Regions from separate parts of the Homo sapiens genome. Here region 1 is linked to region 2. The links are chromatin contacts, found by Hi-C in ENCODE. All regions are on one chromosome and are shown on one strand. The core of a region is the stretch at or near the end of the contact, and the rest is flanking DNA. Distances in the headings are between cores, read along the strand shown. Region 1 has its middle 20 kb from the start of ST6GAL1. Region 2 overlaps DGKG (diacylglycerol kinase gamma).

The links. Hi-C counts contacts between places; a loop is a spot of excess contacts on that map. Pooled maps may share reads with other maps.
Region 1: a pooled map of psoas muscle shows a loop between it and region 2 (4-fold over the local background). The contact joins two enhancer-like sites. A Hi-C loop is called at or near these places in 2 of 50 pooled maps.

What each region holds. Positions count from the first base shown.
Region 1 is chr3:186,906,471-186,914,104 of GRCh38, reverse strand. No RefSeq gene overlaps it. Among named protein-coding and RNA genes, the nearest start is that of ST6GAL1, 20 kb to the left of the region's middle. RefSeq lists enhancers at 3,782-4,476, 4,495-4,544, 4,615-4,714, 4,477-5,172. Within about 2 kb of position 4,429, at least 8 of the 41 ENCODE cell types and tissues checked have a DNase peak (open chromatin) inside an H3K27ac peak, as active enhancers do.
Region 2 is chr3:186,237,300-186,244,833 of GRCh38, reverse strand. It overlaps DGKG (diacylglycerol kinase gamma), which reads left to right. Exons shown (of 25, transcript NM_001346.3): 20 at 2,266-2,330. Among named protein-coding and RNA genes, the nearest start is that of DGKG, 120 kb to the left of the region's middle. RefSeq lists an enhancer at 2,531-2,580. Within about 2 kb of position 2,818, at least 18 of the 41 ENCODE cell types and tissues checked have a DNase peak (open chromatin) inside an H3K27ac peak, as active enhancers do.

The DNA of each region.
Region 1 (7,634 bases), core at 3,180-5,679, 670 kb before region 2:
AGAGAGAAAAGAAAGAAGAGAGAAAGAAAGAAGAAAGAAAAGAGAAAGAAAGAAAGAAAGAAAGAAAGAAAGAAAGAAAGAAAGAGAAAGAAAGAAAGAAAGGGAAAGAAAGAAAGAGAAAAGAAAAGAGAAAATATGGAGACCAGAAGATAGTGGACCATCTTTAAAGTGTTTGCAGGGAGAGAAGGAAAGAACACCTGGCAATCTAGAATTCTATATTCGTTGAAAATATCCTTCCAAAATGACATTGCAAAAAATCTACCAGCAGCAAGGAAAGAGATTCAAGCTTATGCCTTAGCTGTCAAAAAGAAGTTGTCAGAGGAAGAAATATAAAGTTCTGGTGTGGTGACACAGGGATCATAATTTCATACTTACCTTTTCTAGAAGTAGTGTGAAGGGAAGTAGATACAATGGCAATATTTCTAATAATTTTTAGGAATCGCTCTCCCTGTTTCAATCTGCAGAGAATCTGACTGAGAGGATGAAAAGGAAGCTTGAAGAAAAGTCAAGACAAAATGCTTAGAAGCAGAAGCCACTACATACCACCATAGAAATTGCAGAACAGCCAGGGCCTGACAGCTTCCAGAGCATGTGCTGGCTTAGGGAAGGCACACAGGAGCGGGGTACAAAATTGGACATCTTAATGAGATCTCAGAAAGTGTCATGCCCAGGTCCTCTAGCAAGGGCTGTGCGCAGCTCCATGCCTTCCCTATGCCCTCAAATTACGGAAATGTAGACAGCAAGCAGCCCCTGTAGTCCTGATGGAAAGACTACTGGGTTTTTTTTTGTTTTTTTTTTTTGAGACGGAGTCTCGCTCTGTCGCCCAGGCTGGAGTGCAGTGGCGGGATCTCGGCTCACTGCAAGCTCCGCCTCCCGGGTTCACGCCATTCTCCTGCCTCAGCCTCCCAAGTAGCTGGGACTACAGGCGCGCGCCACTACGCCCGGCTAATTTTTTTTGTGTGTTTTTAGTAGAGACGGGGTTTCACCGTTTTAGCCAGGATGGTCTCGATCTCCTGACCTCGTGATCCGCCCGCCTCGGCCTCCCAAAGTGCTGGGATTACAGGCGTGAGCCACCGCGCCCGGCGACTACTGGGTTTTACACATGATAGAAGGGCTTCAAGGAGAAGTCACCCACATATAACCAAATAATGGAACGAGATTACCAAACCGTCTGTGTCAATCACGGGCTAGATAACAAAAAGAAACAGGGCAGAAGCTATGAAAGCATTCGATATAGAGAAAAGTAATCCAATCTGGAAGAAAACGTAGCCCAAGCCAAGGAACAGTGCAATACTCATTGTGAATTTATCACTCTTCAGACATATATCACATTCTAATAAAGTATACGATTTTAACAAAATAAGAACACAAAGACAAAAGGATAAAATAACAGCATAAGATTAAAAGGGAGATTAAAGTACTAAAGAAACAAGTTGTGTAGCAAAATCCCAATTTACATCTAACAAATAACCTAGAAAAATAACCAAGTAACACAATAGAACCAACCGAGCATCAAATTATTTTTGTGGAAGGAAGGCTTGGTATAATCATAATGAAAATAGAAAGAAAGGATAAGGAATTTAAGACATGTAAAGAATAGATGATAAAAACCACCTAACATAACAACTACTACTGTCCTGGAAATAAGAGTTACAACAATTAACTAGGGAAATTATCTAGAAATGTAATACAGGAAAATCTCTCCAAAGTGATTCTGTTTTTCACTCAAGAAGATGCATTGTTTTCCAACAATATTGGTTGAAAAAAGATATTTAGGCGTATGCCTGTTAAAGTTGAAGGCAAAAAAAAAAATTCTTTAAATATTCAGAAAGAAAAATCCAGTCACCTCTCAGGGTTTTTTAAAAAATCAGATTTTTCTCTAAAGAGCAGTGCAATGTGGCCGGGTTTGGTGGCTCACGCCTGTAATCCCAGCACTTTGGGAGGCCGACGCGGGTGGATCACGAGGTCAGGAGATCGAGACCATCCTGGCTAACACCGTGAAACCCCGTCTCTACTAAAAATACAAAAAATTAGCCAGGCGTGGTGGCGGGCGCCTGTAGTCCCAGCTACTCAGGAGGCTGAGGCAGGAGAATGGCGTGAACCCGGAAGGCAGAGCTTGCACTGAGCCGAGATCGCACCACTGCACTCCAGCCTGGGCAACAGAGCGAGACTAAATTAGACGGCTAATTTTTTGTATTTTTAGTAGAGACGGGGTTTCACCGTGTTAGCCAGGATGGTCTCGATCTCCTGACTTCGTGATACACCCACCTCAGCCTCCCAAAGTGCTGGGATTACAGGCATGAGCCACCACGCTCAGCCTAGTTTCTATTTCTTTAAATTAACTGTGTGAAGCCAATCAAACTGCCTGTGTAGGTTAATATATAGCCTGCTGGACCCAGGGTGGGGCCCTGCTTAAAGGGTTTAAAAGAGTAGCCAATATCCCAATATCTCTCATGGTAAAGAAACATTACCTGAATCTCAGCAATCCTTTTTTCACTTTTTTTTTTCTTTTTTTGAGACGGAGTCTTGCTCTGTCGCCCAGGCTGGAGTGTAGTGGTGCATTCTCGGCTCACTGCCACCTCCACCTCCCAGGCTCAAGTATTTCTGCTGCCACAACCTCCCGAGTAGCTGGAATTATGGGAGCATGCCACCACGCCTGGCTAATTTTTGTAATTTAGTAGAGTTGGAGTTTTGCCATGTTGGCCAGGCTGGTTTCGAACTCCTGATCCACCTGTCTCGGCCTCCCAAACTGCTGGGATTACAGGTGTGTGTGCCACTGCGTCAGGACCTCTTTTTTCACTTTTAAACAACAGAATATAGAATATAATCCTAGGTTATTAGTTTTGAATTTATTTATGTATCATTCTAACATACAAATCCACTTGGAAATATCTATAAGCATGCTCACAAATTTTAATTTTATTTCTAAATGGTGGGATATGGAGGTAATTTATTGTTTTCTTCTTTCTACTTTTCTGGATATCATGTTATCACTTTGGTTAAAAAACAAAAAAAGCCCAACAACCATTTTTTTGAGCAAGAGAAATGGGAAACTTGTTTAAATTCGCATAGATTGAAGCTGGGATGGGAACTCGTATCTTCCAAACTTTAAAAACTACGAACCTGGCCGGGCATGGTGGCTCATACGTGTAATCCCAACACTTTGAGAGGCCGAGACAGGTGGATCACTTGAGGTCAGGAATTCAAGACCAGCCAGGCCAACATGGTGAAACCCTGTCTCTACTAAAAATACAAAAATTAGCTGGGCATGGTGGCACATGCTGTAATCCTAGCTACTTGGGAAGCTGAGTCAGGAGAATCGCTTGAGCCCAGGAGGTGGAGGTTGCAGTGAGTCGAGATCACACCACTGCACTCTAGCCTGGTTACAGAATGAGACTCACTCTCAAAAAACAAATAAATAGGCTGGATGCGGTGGCTTACACTGGTAATCCCAGCACTTTGGGAGGTCAGGGCGGGAGGATCACCTGAGGTCAGGAATTCGAGACCAGCCTGACCAACATGGAGAAACCCCATCTCTACTAAAAATACAAAATTAGCTGAGCGTGGTAGCACATGCCTGTAATCCCAGCTATTCAGGAGGCTGAGGCAGGAGAATTGCTTGAACCCGGGAGGCGAAGTTTGCAGTGAGCTGAGATCGCACCATCGCACTCCAGCCTGGGAGACAAGAGTGAAACTCCATCTCAAAAATAAATAAATAAATAAATAAATAGAAAGAAAAAGAAAAACTATGAACCTTACTGCTCTCTTACCTCCCATACCCTGAGGTTAAGGAACTTGAAGACTTAATATGATTAATAAATTAATATGCCAGAAATTACGATGCATTTAAAGTGCTTGACACAGTGTCCAGCAAGTAGTGCATAGATGTTCGCTGTTATAATAATGGTAATTATCTTTATTTAATACTATAATATGATATTAAAAATGTTATGATAGGCCAGGCGCAATGGCTCATGCCTGTAATCCCAGCACTTCGGGAGGCCGAGGCGGGTGGATCACCTGAGGTCAGGAGTTCAAGACCAGCCTGGCCAACATGGGGAAACCTCGCCTCTACTGAAAATGAAAAAAAAATTGGTGCTGGCAAGATGGCCGAATAGGAAAAGCTCCGGTCTGCAGCTCCCAGTGAGATCATGCAGAAGGCAGGAGATTTCTTCATTTCCAACTGAGGTACCCAGTTCATCTCACAGGGACTGGTTGGATAGTGGGTGCAGCCCACGAAGAGCGAGCCAAAGCAGGGTGGGGTGTAGCCTCACCCAGGAAGCACAGGAAGCACAAGCGGTCGGGGGATTTGCCTCCCCTAGCCAAGGGAAGCCGTGAGGGACTGTGCCGTGGCCAACAGAGCACTCTGGCCCAGATACTGTGCTTTTCACATGGTCTTTGCAACCTGCAGACCAGGAGATTCCCTCCAGTTGCCCATGCCACCAGGGCCCTGGATTTCAAGCACAAAACCGGGTGGCCGTTTGGGCAGACATTGAGCTAGCTACAGGAGTTGTTTTTTCATACCCCAGAGGCACCTGGAATGCCAGCGAGACAGAACCGTTCACTCCCCTGGAAAGGGGGCTGAAGCCTGGGAACCAAGTGTTCTAGCTCAGAGGGTCCCACCCCCACGGAGCCCAGCAAGCTAAGATCCACTGGCTTGAGATTCTCGCTGCCAGCGCAGCAGTCTGAAGTTGACCTGGGACATTCAAGCTTCGTCGGGGGAGGAGCATCCGCCATTGCTGAGGCTTGGGTAGGTGGTTTTACCCTCACAGTGTAAACAAAACCGCCAGGAAGTTCAAACTGGGTGGAGCCCACCGCAGCTCAGCAGGGCCACTGTAGCCAGACTGCCTCTCTAGATTCCTCCTCTCTGGGCAGCACATCTCTGAAAAAAAGGCAGCAGCCCCAGTCAGGGACTTACAGATAAAACCCCCATCTCCCTGGGACAGAGCACCTGAGGGAAAGGGCAGCTGTGGGTGCAGCTTCAGCAGACTCAAACGTCCCTGCCTGATGGCTCTGAAGAGAGCAGTGGACCTCCCAGCACAGCGTTCGAGCTCTGATAAGGGTCATACTGCCTCCTCAAGTGGGTCCCTGACCCCTGTGTATCCTGACTGGAAGACACCTCCCAGTAGGGGCCGACAGACACCTCATACAGGAGAGCTCTGGCTGGCATCTGGCAGGTGTCCCTCTGGGACAAAGCTTCCAGAGGAAGAAACAGGCAGCAATCTGCTGTTCTGCAGCCTCTGCTGGTGATATCCAGGCAAACAGGGTCTGGTGTGGACCTCCAGCAAACTCCAGCAGACCTGCAGCAGAGGGGCCTGACTGTTAGGAGGAAAACTAACAAACAGAAAAGAATAGCATCAACATCAACAAAGAGGATGTCCACACAAAAACCCCATCCGAAGGTCACCAACATCCAAGACCAAAGGTAGATAAATCCATGAAGATGGGGATAAACCAGCACAAAAAGGCTGAAAATTCCAAAAACCAGAATGCCTATTCTCCTCCAAAGGATCACAACTCTTTGCCAGCAAGGGAACAAATCTGGACGGAGAATGGGTTTGACGAATTGACAGAAGTAGGCTTTAGAAGATGGGTAATAACAAATTCCTCCGAGTTAAAGGAGCATGTTCTAATCCAATGCAAGGAAGCTAAGAACCTTGAAAAAAGGTTAGATGAATTGCTAACTAGAATAACTAGTTTATAGAAGAACATAAATGACCTGATGGAGCTAAAAAACACAGCACCAGAACTTCGTGAAGCATACACAAGTATCAATAGCCTAATCAATCAAGCAGAAGAAAGGATATCACAGATTGAAGATGAACTTAATGAAATAAAGTGAGAAGACAAGATTTGTTATAATTATCATTATTTAATACTATAGTATTTTCAAAGAATGAAAAGAAACAAACAAAGCCTCCAAGAAATATGGGACTATGTGAAAAGACCAAATCTACGTTTCATTGGTGTACCTGAAAGTGATGGGGAGAATGGAACCAAGTTGGAACACACTCTTCAGGATATTATGCAGGAGAACTTCCCCAACCTAGCAAGGCAGGCCAACATTCAAATTCAGGTAATACAGAGAACACCATAAAGATACTCCTCCAGAAGAGCAACCCCAAGACACACAATCGTCAAATTCACCAAGGTTGACATGAAGGAAAAAATGTTAAGGCAGCCAGAGAGAAAGGTCGGCTTACCCACAAAGGGAAAACCATCAGACTAACAGCGGATCTCTCAGCAGAAACCCTACAAGCCAGAAGAGAATGGGGGCCAATATTCAACATTCTTGAAGAATTTTCAACCAAGAATTTCATATCCAGCCAAACTGAGCTTCATAAGTGAAGAAGTAAAATCCTTTTCAGACAAGCAAATGCTGAGAGATTTTGTCACCACCAGGCCTGCCTTACAAGAGCTCCTGAAGGAAGCACTAAATGTGGAAAGGAACAACCGGTACCAGCCACTGCAAAAACATACCAAATTGTAAAGACCATCGACACTATGAAGAAACTGCACCAACTAACAGGCAAAATAACCAGCTAGCACCATAATGACAGAATTAAATTTACACATAACAATATTAACCTTAAATGTAAACGGGCTAAATGCCCCGATTAAAAGACACAGACTGGCAAATTGGATAAAGAGTCAAGATCCATCAATGGTGCTGTATTCAGGAGACCCATCTCATGTGCAGAGACACACATAGGCTCAAAAGAAAGGGATGGAAGAATATTTACCAAGCAAATGGAAAGCAAAAAAAAGCAGGGGTTGAAGTCCTAGTCTCTGATAAAACAGACTTTAAACCAACAAAGATCAAAAGAGACAATGAAGGGTATTACACAATCGTAAAGAAATCAATGCAACAAGAAGGGCTAACTACGCTAAATATATATGCACCCAATACGGGAGCACCCAGATTCATAAAGCAAGTTCTTAGAGACCTACAAAGAAACTTAGACTCCCACACAATAATAATGGGAGACTTTAACACTCCACTGTCAATATTAGACAGATCAATGAGACAAAATTAACAAGGATATTCAGGACTTGAACTCAGCTCTGGAACAATAGACCTAATAGATATCTACAGAACTCTCCACCCAAAATAAACAGAATATACATTCTTCTCAGCACCACATCACACTTATTCTAAAATTGACCACATAATTGAAAGTAAAGCACTCCTCAGCAAATGCAAAAGAACGGAAGTCGTAACAGTCTCTCGGACCACAGTGCAATCAAATTAAAACTCAGGATTAAGAAACTCACTAAAAACCACACAACTACATGGAAACTGAACAACCTGCTCCTGAATGACTACTGGGTAAATAATGAAATTAAGGCAGAAATAAAGATGTACTTTGAAACCAATGAGAACAAACACACAACATACCAGAATCTCTGGGACACATTTAAAGCAGTGTTTAAAGGGAAATTTATAGCACTAAATGCCCACAAGAGAAAGCAGGAACGATCTAAACTTTACACCCTAACATCACAATTAAAATAACTAGAGAAGCAAGGGCAAACAAATTCAACAGCTAGCAGAAGACAAGAAATAGCTAAGATCAGAGCAGAACTGAAGGAGATAAAGACACAAAAACACCTTCAAAAAAATAAATGAATCC
Region 2 (7,534 bases), core at 1,569-4,068:
CGGTGCAGGCTGGATAGGCCTCAGGGACAGAGGCCTCTCTGGGGTCCGCACATCTCACCCGTGCACCCATGGGGGTGCCTCTCCAAGACCTTAAACTCTTAATATATCTTAAGCTAAAAAATAAATTGGCCAGGCCTGGTGGCTCATGCCTGTAATCTCAGCACTTTGGGAGGCCAAGTTGGGCAGATCACCTGAGGCCAGGAGTTTTGAGACCAGCCTGGCCAACATGGTGAAACACTGTCTCTACTAAAAATACAAAAAATTAGCCCGACATGGTGGCGGATGCCTGTAATCCCAGCTACTCATGAGGCTGAAGCGGAAGAATCTCTGGAACCTGGGAGGTGAAGGTTGCAGTGAGACAAGATTGTGCCACTGCACTCCAGCTTGGGTGACAGAGTGAGACTCTATCTCAAAAAAAAAAAAAAACATCAATAGCTAAAGTTTAAATTTTAAACTCTCAAAACATCATTTTAGCAAAGAATGTTTGCCAATCACAAAATAAGCCCATCTTCTCCTCTTGCCCTGCCACCTTTCAGATGTGGGCTGCTGGACTCCTATGCCAGGTGCACCTCACCACACAGAGTTCATGCTCAAAAAGCTTCTTCATAGAACTATACCTCTTGATGCTTAAAAACACACACAGAGGCCAGGTGCAGTGGCTCACATTTACAGTCCCAGTACTTTGGGAGGCCGAGGCGGGCAGATCACCTGAGGTTCGAGACCAGCCTGGCCAACATGGCGAAGACCCGTCTCTACTAAAAATACAAAAATTAGCCCGGTGTGATGGTAGGCACCTGCAATCCCAGCTACTCAGGAGGCTGAGCCAGAAGAATTGCCTGAACCTGGGAGGCAGAGGTTGCAGTGAGACGAGATCATGCCACTGCACTCCAGCCTGGGCGACAAGAGCAAAACTCCATCTCAAAAAAAAAAAAAAAAAACACAGAAATTTTCATATAAGAAATAGAATTAATATGCATTTGATGAAAATTCAAAATTCACTGCATGGAATTTCAAGTGTTTTGTAGCCATGTATTCCAGTAAATGGGTTTGTATATTTTTCATTGCAAAACAAATCTAGTCAACTCCCTGGTTTCTGTGTCACCCCCCATCTCCGGCTCAATTAGCCTGTTTATTTCTGAAGCCCAGCACCTGCACCCAAAGTACCAGTATGGGGCCTGAGCGGTGAAGGGGCGTTACACATTCTTCTGCTGGAAAATGAGACCATTGTCGAGGGTGGAAGACCGAGTTTGAGGAGGAAAGACAAGTTCCGTTTCAGGTTTGAGGCTTAGGGTTGGCTCTAGAGATTGACACTTTGGAGCTATCATCATTCAGATGCTGGTAACAGCCACGAGAACTCACGAGATGGCCACGGTGTGGAGTGGGGGCCGCAGGTAGAACCCAGGGTTAGGGAGTTGTGGTCAGAGGATGGAGAGCCCAGGAGCACAGTGCATGACAGCCATCCTAACTGTGAGTGCTGGAGTGCAGGGGGCCGCTAGTGTGGCAAAGGGATGTGCTAATAGGAGGGCAGTGTCCACATGATGTAATAATGACTCTTATTGGCCTTGGAGGGAGTCCTTCGAGTGAAGTGATCAAGAAGCAGAAGCCAGAGTTTAATTTTGTTTTATTATCTAGTAAGCATGTTATCCAGTGCCACTAATTATTTCTATTGGTGTGGATGGTTAAGACTTAATATCTAATAGCATCTACCAATGTCAGGTTTCTGGTTTTGACAATATCCTATAGTTATATAAAATGTTATCATTGGGGGAAGCTGAGTGAACGGGACCTAGGAACTCTATGCTATTTTTGCAACTTAATTGTGAGTCAAAATATTCCAAAATAAAAACTATTTTAAAAAGAACTAGTATGGAAAGTCATTTCCAGAGACTCATGCTCAGCCCCAGACACAGGCTCCTGATCTCTAACTGCTCACAGACTCTCAGTCTCCCCAGAGGGCAAAGGCTTTCCCCTTCACTCACCCCTGAACTATCTATCTGTTCTCAGCGGGTCCGGGCTAGAGTGAAATAGCAAGGACTCCAGAGTCAACTGGCATAGGCTGTAAGAGTATTGGTGGTGCTAGCTCATCCCCCTGGAGGCAGTGTTGAGCCTCTGTTGGCTCCGCGGATGTGACCTGGAGCCCCACCATGCGATAGATAGAGTCCCAGGGTTGGCATGACTCAGCGAGTGCATGCGTGCGTCCCTTCCCTCCGCACTGCACTGTCATGACCACTCACCAAGGATCTGCTTTGTCTCTTTCACTTTCAGGACGCTTCCATTGCACACAGATTCCATGTGATGAGAGAGAAACATCCTGAAAAATTCAACAGCAGGTAAGCTGCAGGCCCGGCTGCGCTGCCACCCACCCAGTGTGGCCCTGGCGGAACAGAGGCCTTTCACCTGCTCTCTGGAAATTTTCCCAGCCAGGGCCGCTGGGGACTTGGCCTTCCTGCCACTTGCCGGAAGGAGGGTTTCCATTTCCAAGAAAAAAAAAAGTGTCAGAAACTTGGCGCAGGCTAACTGCCTGTCCTCTCCCAAAGGATCTGTGCAGAGGGCAGGGCTGGAGGGCAGGAGGTGGGTATGAAGGGCCTGCTTTTGCAGGGGAGGAGGTGGGAGGGCGTCTGCCCTTGTCTAACTGGAACCCCCGTCCTGAGTCTCTGCTGCTTCCAAGTACAGCGCCTCCAACCCCAGCCCCTCATGATTCTTTTGGGGAAGAGCAGGGAGGCTGGAAGAGACCCTAGCTTCTGTCGGTCTCAAATGGGAGGAGGTGGCAGCTCCGGGACTTGGACCAGGAGGACCAGAAGGGTGTCTCCTTTGCCTCCCCCGACAGCAGAGGGCAGCAGCAGAGAGGTACCTGCAAAGGCTGGAGACCCGGAACCCACTAAGTCCCAGCCTCAGCCTGGGCACTCTGTGAAGTCACCAAGTTAGGTTCAAAAATGAAAGGAAAGAGGAAACCAGATCATTTGCAAGAGAAAGCAAACCCTTCTTCCTTGTAGGATGAAATTTGCCAGAACTTAGTTGTGACTGACGTATAGCTACCCCTTTCTCCCTCTTTCCTTCTTTGTCTGTATCTTCTCATTAGTCAATTTTCATTCTTTCTTTCTTTTTCTTTGTTGTACTATTTCAAGATGACCACTATTTCAGACACTGTTCCCACCCCAACCCTAGGTAGGTTGGGAGAAGAATGGATAATGATTTGGACTTTGTTTTTGAGCCTAAAGGTGTTGACTTTTATTTAGCCCACAGAATTGTCTTTTTATTTATTTATTTATTTATTTATTTTTGAGATGGAATCTCACTCTGTCACCCAGGCCAGAGTGCAGTGGCGTGATCTTGTCTCACTGCAACCTCCTCCTCCCAGGTTCAAGCGATTCTCCTGCCTCAGCCTCCTGAGTAGCTGGGACTACAGGCGTGCACCATCATGCCTGGCTAACTTTTGTATTTTTAGTAGAGATGGGGTTTCACTATGTTCACCAGGCTGGTCTCAAACTCCTGACCTCAAGTGACCCGTCCTCCTCGGCCTCCCAAAGTGCTGGGATTACAAGCAAGAATTGTCCTTAAAAGAGAGGTTAGAGTGTTCATTGAAGACATTCATTTAAAGCCCAGGACCCATCATTTTCATCACTGGCCATTTTCATTCCTACTCTTTGTCCTGACCCCACAGCCTGAGAAGTCAACCAAGAAGAAGGAGGTCTTTTTAGAGGTCAGAAACTGAACACTATAGCTTCAGAAAGAGCGATCTGTGGGATCCGATAGCAGCTGAACGAACCTTTTAGGAAGTGCATCCTGCCACAGCATCTTCTTGCTCTCACACACACAGACTATACACACTCACTGCACACTAGGAACACGTGTACTTCCAGCCCCTGATACTATAGTCACAAACTTACAGTTCAGATGATCTCCTCTAACGGTCTTTTGCACTCCCAGATACACACAAACCACTTTTTTAAAAAGTACTCCTCTTCAACCCATTCCTCAGGCTTTTAAGGTCCTCTTTTCACACAAGTATCTTTTTTTTTTTTTTTTCATGGAGTTTCGCTCTGTTGCTCAGCCTGGAGTGCAGTGGCGCGATCTTGGCTCACTGCAACTTCCACCTCCTGGGTTCAAACAATTCTTCCGTCTCAGCCTCCCAAGTAGCTGGGATTACAGGCACCCACTACCACACCCAGCTGATTTTTGTATTTTTAGTAGAGACAGTGTTTCACCATGTTGGCCAGGCTGGTCTCGAACTCCTGACCTCAAGTGAGCCACCCACCTCAGGCTCCCAAAGTGCTGGGATTACAGACTTGAGCCACTGCACCCGGCCTCACACAAGTATCCTTATACGTACTCATGCACATGTGCCATATGCTTGTGAAAGCCACGGGGCTCTGTTCATTCATTCATCCATTCATTCAGCAGATCTTTTGAAAACGTAATGCACACCAGACACTGTTCTACAGGCATTTTGGACAGACGCATGTAGGGGACTCACAGCCTGGTGCTGGAAACAGGCTGGAAAGCAGATGTGCAGAATGGTTTGTGTTAAGTGATGTAACTGGAGGTGACCTATGGGAGCAAAAACCAAGGACACGAAACGTGGCATGGAGGGTTTTCCAATGACAGAGACGCCTGAACCAAGACACGGAAAAAGAGGAGGGCAACACAGGGAGAAGGAAGCAAATGTACGAAAAGATACGAAGGAGTGAGAGGGTGCAGTATACTTGTGGAAGAGCAAGATGTTCAGTGTGATCAGTTGTATGGTCTCGGCAGAGGAAAGAAACCAAACATCTGTAATTCCCAGAAAGCAAGGAAGCAGAGGGAGGGAGAAATTTCTCCATATGCCAAAAATCAATAGGCAGGCCAACATATGACATAAATAGAGCAATCATCCATCACCCACATGATTAAGTACAATTAGAAAGACACATCCGTCAGAAAAAAAAAAAAAAAAAGATTGTAGCGTGCATTTTAATGCAAAGTATGAACAAATTCACTGTGATCTGTAGAACTGTTTTTCCTTCTCCCTTCCGAGATCCTATAAACAATACTTCTCTCTGAGGGTAGGTTCTCAGCTCACTCTTCACCTGACTGAGGTCAAGGTAGCATGGATGACATGGTGACAGGCCCACGGATTTGCACGTAAACCTGCGTGCTCGCCTAACAAACGAAGACAGAAGGGCTGAGGTAGCACCTATTTCACAAGGTCACCGAACGCTTCCTATGAAGAACTTTGCATACATACTGCTTCTACCCTGCCTATTCGCCCATGTCTAAAATACCCAGGAGTGCCCAATTTGTCCACTGAGAGGCAGGCAAGCAGCCATTTTCTTCAGGCTTCCTTATTTAGCATTGGAGATGGTTTTAAATAGGCAGGTGGTTGTTGCCATGGTTACCCCATTACACCAGCGGCTAAACTTAGGAAAGGCCGCAAGGCATAGGAAGAAAGCTTGATACCCAGGATTTGGAAATGTAAACGGCATTATCAAACAAGGCCTATTTTACTCAGCTGAACTGAGGTTCTCCAAAGAGTAGTTACTGCTTGGCCGGAAGCCTTTACCATTACTGCCCAGGTTTGGACTCTCAGGGATAATCTTGAGGTTAAATCTTGGGAGTTGTCATTGCTGTGTTTTGTTCTGTTTTGTTTTGTTTTCAGCAAGGGAGAGTGACTAGTCAGGTCCGGAACACTTACCAGGAAACCGGAATCATTCACGTTGCTGATTCCCTTTTCTTGGCTATTCTAACAAGAATTCTTAACCTGGGATCCAAGGGCTTCAGGGGTTTTGAGAACACCTTGAAATTGTACTAAGGTACTGAATGTATTTTTCTGCAGAGAATGTCCATAACTATCAGAAGATTCTTAAAGGAACCTATACTCCCAAAATGTTTAAAAGTCACAGGTCTGAGGCCTCTTTGAATCCTAAGAGGCATCAAATTATGACTCAAATGTTGGGGTTTCAGGAAATTCTTCCTCCATGGCCTCTCTAGATGGGTTGTTGCCAGGGAAGATAGTGGGTTCCAGAAAACCAAGTTATGTTCTCTGATGGAATAGTTTCATTAATGGAGCAAGAACCAGAACCGAGGAGGCAGGAATACGAGCCATGTATGATGGGCAAAAAAGAAAAGGCCTTTAACGGCAGAGATGGGGTTATTTTTGGCCCTGTCTACCTCCTAGTTATCAATAGGCTAATCATTAATTGCTAATTGAGGAATGTTAGGGAGATTATCGTCTCACTGTTGGCATAAAGAACAAAAGAGAAATTTGATTCAACTGAGATTCTAAAGTGTTTGAAAGTGATCTGGAATAAAGGGCACATAAGATGTGGCCCCTGCCTTCAAGGAAATCGTCGTCTAGCAAAAGAAAAGGAAAAATAGTGCTCAAGTATTCTTTACAAAATTATTTTAACATACAAGGTGGTTACATTTCATAGGTGATATAGTATACAGGAAGTCGTATAATATGTAAGAACTTATTAATGGTCATATCCCAAACATCATTTGCAAATGGATTGTTTTCTTTTTGGGGGATGTTTTTGGTCTTTTTTTTTTTTTTTTTTTTTTTAGAAAGAGTCATTCTGTCACCTGGCCTGGAGTGCAGTGGTGTGATCTTGGCTCACTGCAACCTTTGCCTCTCAGGTTCAGGTGATTTTCCTACACAGCCTCCTGAGTAGGTGGGATTAAAGGCACACACCACCACGCCTGGCTAACTTTTCTTCCTATTTTTAGTAGAGATGGGGTTTCACCATGTCAGCAAGCCTGGTCTTGAACTCCTGACCTCAAGTGATTTGCCTGCCATGGCCTCCGAAAGTGCTGGGATTACAGGTGTGAGCCACCACTCCTGGCCAAATTGGTTGTTTTAGGTGTAGCAATAGTGTTAAAGGGGAACCTGACTAAGAACTGTTTTCATTTTTTTAGCTCCTCCTAGATGCCAAGTGGTGAACTAGGGTCTTTAAATACATTAAATTATTTAAATCACAAAACAACCTTTCAAGATAAATATTAGCATTCCCATTTACAGATAAAGGAACTGACACTGGAAGAAACCAAGTCAACTAACAAAAGTCATGTATTTTTTAGGCAGTGGGGCTAATTTAATTTCTGACCTAGCTCTTCACTCCAGAGTCCAAGCTCTGTTTGCCGCAACTGCTGTCTCACATAGATTTCATTGAGCAAGCACTGATGTATACCAGACACTCTGATAAGTACTTTATACATCATCCCACTCATTGCTCACAATAACATGCAAGGGTAAGTGCTACTGTCCCCATTTTAGAAATGAAGGAACTGAGGCTAAGGAGGATGGAGCTGTCATTGGCATCATCTGCCTTTATGGATTGTCTCTGTGGGAAAATGCCTGCTGAGTTCCAAAGGGGAGGAGAACAGGTACACCATCCAGTCATACCTTGTATGGTGTGAGCATTCTCCCTGTTTCCACGTCCACAGCAAGGAGCAGGACTGGCTGTATGATCTGTGTGACCCAGTGCAAAATTAAAAATGTGAGGCCCCTTCCTCAAAAATGGGACAGCAAAGCATTAAACTAAGCACTGAGCCCTCT